Regions from separate parts of the Homo sapiens genome. Here region 2 is linked to region 1. A link is a contact called in ENCODE Hi-C data. All regions are on one chromosome and are shown on one strand. Each heading gives the region's core, a stretch centred on a gene start or an enhancer-like site at or near the end of the contact. The rest is flanking DNA. Distances are from core to core; before and after follow the strand shown.

Region 1 (3,294 bases), core at 452-2,951:
AGACCAGCTTCCTGTTGGCAGGATTATTGATAGTGGAGGTGGAGATATTATCATTGCTTCAGCCTCACTCCCAGATAGTCCACTTTACTTGGTCTGAGGTAGAACTGGTACTATTATATACCTGTATATATACCAGTTATATATATATATATATGTGTGTGTGTATATATGTGTATATGAATATAACTGGTATATATACGTGTATATATGTATATATAATTCATTGTTTAATGTGCCAGCACTGTGCAAACTCAAGACGGGTGCTCATTAAATACTGAATTTCACAGGTAGTAGGCTTTCTATTTATGTTAGTTCTTCTTCCTACTCACCTTTTTAAGGCAGCAGTTCTCAAATTCTAGAATGCATTAGAATTAGAACGTGGAGTGCTTGTTAAAAATACAAGTTTCTAGAACCCATACACAAGGATTTTGACTTGGTAGGTCTAAAGCGAGACCCAATAATCTGCACTCGATAACGAGTACTTCAGATGATTCCAATGTGATCTCCCAGTCACGGACTGGGAAAAAAGCATTCCAAACTATTTTGTAGATCTCGAGAAAGACTTCAGAATGTTCGTGTCTCACAGGAAATAGCAAAAACAATATAGCATTCCAAAATCCTACCTAGCTTTGTACCGTGTACTTTGCTATTGCTGTTGGATTCAATTACAACGGAAATATTTGATGTGGTAAAATACTGAGCAGTGATGCTAACCTTTTATAGTAGACACTGGGAAGCAGAAAGGAAGTGTAAACACGTTTCCCTTAAAAACTAGTCTTGCTGGGTGGATAAAGTGTGCATACCTATTTTACAAATAAAGAATAGTGCCGCACTAGCTTATGTACGTAATATGTGCTTAACAAACATTTGTTCATTGAGTAAGTAAGAGTCAAGTCGAATGGCTCAGATTGTAAGTGCTATGAGAATTCCACTGTAAGAAGAGGGAAGTATGCCTTCTTTTCACCATTAAAGATCTGATTGCTGATATTGGCATTTTTGCCAGTAGAAGAGCCTGGACGTTGGCAGTTTTCAAAGCCCCCAGGTGATTTGACTGCGCAGCTAAGTTTGAGAACCACGGAGGTAAAGGAAGGGAGTACCTTAAAGAGCTAGGATTAGGGATAATATCAATAGATCACCTTTAAGGCTGCACCTCAGCCTAATTAAATCAGAATCGCTGGGGGTGGGACTTGGCTATCAGTCATCTTTAAAGCTCTCCAAGTGATTCCAATGTACAGACGTGGTTGAGAGCCATTGCTTTACTTGAATTCTCAGTGGTTCTTAATCCTGGCAGCATAATAGAGTCACCAAAGATACATATATATATATCAGTTCAGGAAGCAGAGTTGTTTCAGATGCTAGAACACCTCCAACGAGCAGTCACAGCTCTGTAGTTCTAGTGCCGCCGCTGCCAGCAAGTTTGTTGTGACCCTGGCGGCCGAGTTACTTTCAGCGCTCTGGGCGGTCTCGCAAGAAACACTGACGCTTTGGGACTTCATTTCCCAGCAAGACCCGCGGCCGCCTATCGCGCGAGTCATGCCGGGCACCTCGTCCCCCTGTCCTCTCTGGCGGAGCTGCCTGGCGGAAGCGGGAACGTCGCATCCTGAGGTAAAGGTGCACGGCATCCTGGGACATGTAGTCTGGCCGGGGCTCGGACGCCCCCTCGGATGAATGGGACCGAAGCTGACTGCGAACTACAGCTTCTTGGCAGCGTCGGTGTTGGCCGCGGGAGAAGGGGAGACCGCGGCGGCCCCCAGTGAGAGCGGCTTTCCAGGACGGTGCGATGTGCTGCGCAGCGAAGAGGCAGGAGGCCGGCTTCCTGGGGTAGCGGTACAGGCGGGCGCTTACTCTGTGCGCTTGCTTCCCCAACCCTGCACCGGCCATGCGCCCGGCCTTGGCGGTGGGCCTGGTGTTCGCAGGCTGCTGCAGTAACGTGATCTTCCTAGAGCTCCTGGCCCGGTGAGTGACCCGCTCGGGCCGCACCCGGTCTCCCGGGGCGGGGCGGAGGAAGCCAGAGGAGAGGTCCCCCCGGGACGCGCCCACGCCCTGTCCCCACCCCGCCGCCCACGGAGCCCGGGGCAGGACGGCCTGAGCCCCCCAGCAATCCGTCCTGTCTGGGCAGCCTGGGACCCCGCTGAGTCCGCTGCTTCCCAAAACTGCGCACCGGCGGCAGTCCCGCCTAACAGTTTCAAAGCATTCCTGCGAGGGGAAGACTCAGGGTGTTGCTGTCGTCACCCCTTTTCCACACTCGGGGGGTATTGAAGTCTGAAGAGTTTTTCACATGACCAGTCCAAGGTCGGCAGAGAGCTAGTGTCAGAACCAAGGTTCCTTCACCAAACCACTCTCTCTTCCTTCCCATCCAACTCTAGCTCTTTTTTCGATCCTGTTAAATGGCACAGGCTGGACTTGAGCAAAGGTTTTTGACTTGTAAAGCAGTCTGACTTTGTACATACTGCAAAGAAAGTTTTATTTTTATTACGGCATCCTGCAAAGCATTTGCTTTATTGGCCTTGGAAATGGTTATGAGTACTTTGCCCAAACATACATAAATGATGCGGTAGAACAGATTTTTATGTAGAAGATCAGTCCACGTGACCCGAGAGTGCTCTTTGAGGTGGCTTGCAAAAAGACAAAAAAAAAAGCAAGTAGAAGATTGGTCCAAGTGACCTGAGAGGGCTCTTTGAGGTCACTTTGAATGTGCAAAGTTCAGTGGATAGAAGCTATAACAGAAGAGACAACAGGTGGTGTGGAAAAGCCTCCAGGACTAAAAAGCTGGGTTGTGAATTTCACTCTTGGCTCCGTCGTCCACTGGCTGTGTAGCCCTTCAAGTCACTTAGCCTCTCTTGGGCTCCTTTTCCTGGCAGTAAAACAATACCTATAGTGTTCTCTAGCTCGTGTTTCTGAATCTATACATTACAAGTTGAGTATCCTTCATTTGAAATGCTTGGGAACGGGTGTTATTTGGTGTTTTTTGTTTTTTGTTTTTTTTTTGGATTTGGGAGTATTTGCATATACATAATGAGATATTTTACGGATGGTACCCAAATCTAAACACAAACTCATTTGTGTTTCTTATACACCTTATACACATAACCTTAGCTTGAAGGTAATTGTATACAATATTTTTAATAATTTGTACATGAATTAAAGTTTGTATACGTTGAACTATCAGAAAGCAAAGGTGTCAGGTGTGGAATTTTCACTTGTGGCATCATATCAGTGCTCAAAAAGTTTCATATTTTTTAGAGCATTTCAGAGTTCAGATTTTCAGATGAGAGATACTCAACTTGTATCTCT
Region 2 (3,294 bases), core at 432-2,931, 1.2 Mb before region 1:
GCAGTTCGAGATCAGCCTAGCCAACATGGAGAAACCCCACCTCTACTAAAAATACAAAAATTAGCCCAGCGTGGTGGCACATGCCTGTAATCCCAGCTACTCAGGAGGCTGAGGCAGGAGAATTGCTTCAACCTGGGAGGCAGAGGTTGCAGCGAGCCAGGATCGCGGATCGCATCACTGCACTCCCGCCTGGGAGACAGAGCAAGACTCCATCTCAAAAAGAAAAATTAAAAAATAAAATAAAATAGAGAAATGTATTATATACAACCACACGTTAAGCATATCTAATTGGGAAGGAAGGACCGCAATATTAAGCATGTAACTTCATTACTAACCTTCTAATATATACGTCTAATATCATAAAATGAATTAGGTTGTGCTTAAGCAGTAGCACTAAGTAGTTTAAGCACCTAAGACTGACTTAGATCATTAGATGTTTAACTCTGGGGACATTACGTAACTATTTGAAGCCTCTATTTCCAAATCTGTAAAACGGAGTATGTAACAGTAACTACTCCAAAGGTGTATAAACGGGAACTGAATGAGATAAGCACGATAATAAGTGCAATGCTGGGATATAGTATGTGTTCAGTAAACATAGCCTTCATTATAATTTATCATAGCTTTTCTGAAATGATTTGATTTACAAAACAGATTTAGACAACTTTTCAAGAATATCAGTCCTGTGGAAAATAGAACCAATACTTTAAAAAAGAGTCCTTTTAAGTGAGATTCTCACAAGCATTTACCACACAGATATACTCTTAATCTTGCCCGCGAACTTCAGAGCATCTCAATCGAGGCATTAACATTCTAGGCACCAAATTATTTTTCCGGACTGCTCTGACCATGAAGGACTTTCTGCATCCTTGCCCCGCCTACTATGCGACAGCAGTGTACCCCAGGAAATATGACAATCAAAATGCACTCACTCATTCAAACACCACTGGAGGGCGGTACGGCCCGAATTGAGAATCACCGAAAGAGGATCCACCCCAAATCTTCCAGAGTTCCTTTACTACCTTCTAGATTCAATTCCACCCCGAAAATCTACAGCTCCAAAGGTACAAGAACATCCAGGGCCTAACCACATCCGCAGGGTTAGAAGACGTCTGCTGAAGCCCCGCCACCCTCTTCCTGACCACCTTTCAGATGGCCGACTTCATAATAGGGAGTATTCGCTGCCTGCAAGATCTCCCACCCTATAAGGAACTCCGACGCCTACTTTCAGCCTCTGCTCATGGCTGGAAAATATCTCGGGTCCTCTGGCTTCACTGTGGAAGACCTGATGCGTATTCCAGCGAAATCGGGACCACAGACGCACAGTGAAACTTGGGGGTGAGGGGGACCAGACTCAGCCCTGGGCTGTGAGAGATTACACACCTGGGTCCAGCGGCCCAAGCCTCACTGCCTGGAATCTCAAACCCCAACTCGAGGGCTGGAGCCGCAGCACCGACGCGCGCCATTCAAACTGGGGAGGGGTGGGACTCTAGGCCCAGAATTAGGGAAAAGCAGGCACCGCACATAAGTGGGGTCCTAGACTCCGAGAAACCTCACGGTCTCGTCTCTCCATGAAGACCTGGTTATCGCTCAGCTCAATCGTCTTTCTGTCTGGCCACACTTACCCGAATTTACCGCCAAAGGCGTCGCCATCTTAGAGGCGCACTAACAGAGCCCTTCTGCCGCATGGAGGCCCCGGGAAAGGGTGAGGCTGACCTGAGCGAAGCCTGAACAAAAAGGCACCACACTGTCCCCTCCACGCTGGGCCGTCCCAGGCGTACAAAAGGCTCCAGAATCTGCTCTGGGTCACAAACATCAATTTTCATTGGGATTATTCCCATTCAAATAAGGCGAGGGCAACCACTTCAGAGACACGAGGTCCTCGATCCGACGTTCATCGTGTAGTGCATCCTGGGACTTGTAGTTTCTAATGATGAGTTGGTTAAGTGGAGAGGAAAAAGTAAAGTGGAATAGAAAAAGATATTCTGAGAGTAGTTATTAAAATGACGCCCATTTATGACATTATAAAAGCCGTAAATTCAAATCATTATCTCCGCTTCAAGTTAAATCTTCCTTACAGTGGGGAGTGAAGTAAGGTATGAAGTGTCTACACCTCAAAAAGCCACTGACCGGTTACAAACTAAGTTTCCGTGACATTTCAGTTTACCAAATATATTCTGTCAACATAGTTGCGTAGAGCGAAACAAATCATAATTTTTAATTATAAAATTTTCAAACGGATACAAAATTAGAATAGCAAACACTCAGCATCAATAACGTGGCCAATTTCCCACCACGGCAGCCCCAACCCACCCTTACCACCCCAACACCCTCCCCTCCCCACCCCCCGCCCCCGATTAGTTTGAAACAGATTCCAGACATATCGTTTCATAATCACCAAGTATTTTTCTACCTGAGCACCCAAAGTAGCTGAACTCTTTCTTCAGCTGTTAAATTTTAGTTTGCTGATTTTCAAACTAAAATGTAAATAATCATTGCTATTTACAGCTATGTATTAAGAAAAATTTTATAGCCATTATCTCATTTAATCCCTGCAAACCATTCTATTGGGAAAATGATATGATTATAACTATTTATGTCAGAGACGCTCCATGTGCCTTACAATCTCATTGTATTAACTCTCCATCATTCCCATTTCACTGTTGGAAATCAGAATCAAATAATTTAGACAAAAGCATAGAGTATGTTAAGAATATCCAGAACTGGCAGGGCGCAGTGGCTTATGCCTGTAATCCCAGCACTTTGGGAGGCCAAGGCAGGCGATCACTTAAGGTCAAGTGTTTGAGACCAGCCTGGCCAGGAAGGTGAAACCCCGTCTCTACTAAAAATACAAAAATTAGCCAGGCATGGCGGCACGCACCTGTAACCCCAGCTGTTCGGAAGGCTGAGGCAGGAGAATCCCTTGAACCCGGGAGGTGGAGGTTGCAGTGAGCTGAGATCATACCACTGCACTCCAGCCTAGGCAACAGAGTGAGTGAGACTCCATTTAAAAAAAAAAAGAATATCCAGAACAGAACATTTATTCTTTTGAACAAATAATATCAAGTGACACAATGTACATTAGGTTTGAAACACAAAAATCACTGGTGATTTTTTCTAAAAGTCATTGATATATAGAGACAAATGCCAAACTACGATTAAAGTGGTTTTAAGGAGTGAAGTGGGGAAGAGAGAAAGTAAACGCAAAGGAATTTTTCAAGAAGTTTATCATGAAACTGAGAAGAATACTGAGCAGGAACTTGACAGGAAGCGGCATTCAAAGATTTCTCTCTC

The links. Hi-C counts contacts between places; a loop is a spot of excess contacts on that map. Pooled maps may share reads with other maps.
Region 2: a map of CD8-positive, alpha-beta T cell shows a loop between it and region 1 (17-fold over the local background). The contact joins the promoter of NUP205 here to the promoter of SLC35B4 in region 1. A Hi-C loop is called at or near these places in 4 of 168 maps with a recorded cell type or tissue (B cell, CD4-positive, alpha-beta T cell, CD8-positive, alpha-beta T cell and 1 more), 1 of 37 single-sample maps with no recorded cell type and 14 of 50 pooled maps.

Annotation. Positions count from the first base shown.
Region 1 is chr7:134,315,337-134,318,630 of GRCh38, reverse strand. SLC35B4 (solute carrier family 35 member B4) reads left to right here and starts at 1,701. Exons shown (of 10, transcript NM_032826.5): 1 at 1,701-1,956. The coding sequence starts at 1,880. RefSeq lists an enhancer at 1,181-1,910 and a silencer at 1,991-2,160.
Region 2 is chr7:135,556,304-135,559,597 of GRCh38, reverse strand. NUP205 (nucleoporin 205) reads right to left here and starts at 1,681. Exons shown (of 43, transcript NM_015135.3): 1 at 1,626-1,681. The coding sequence starts at 1,653. RefSeq lists enhancers at 971-1,090, 1,161-1,220, 1,281-1,330, 1,711-1,840.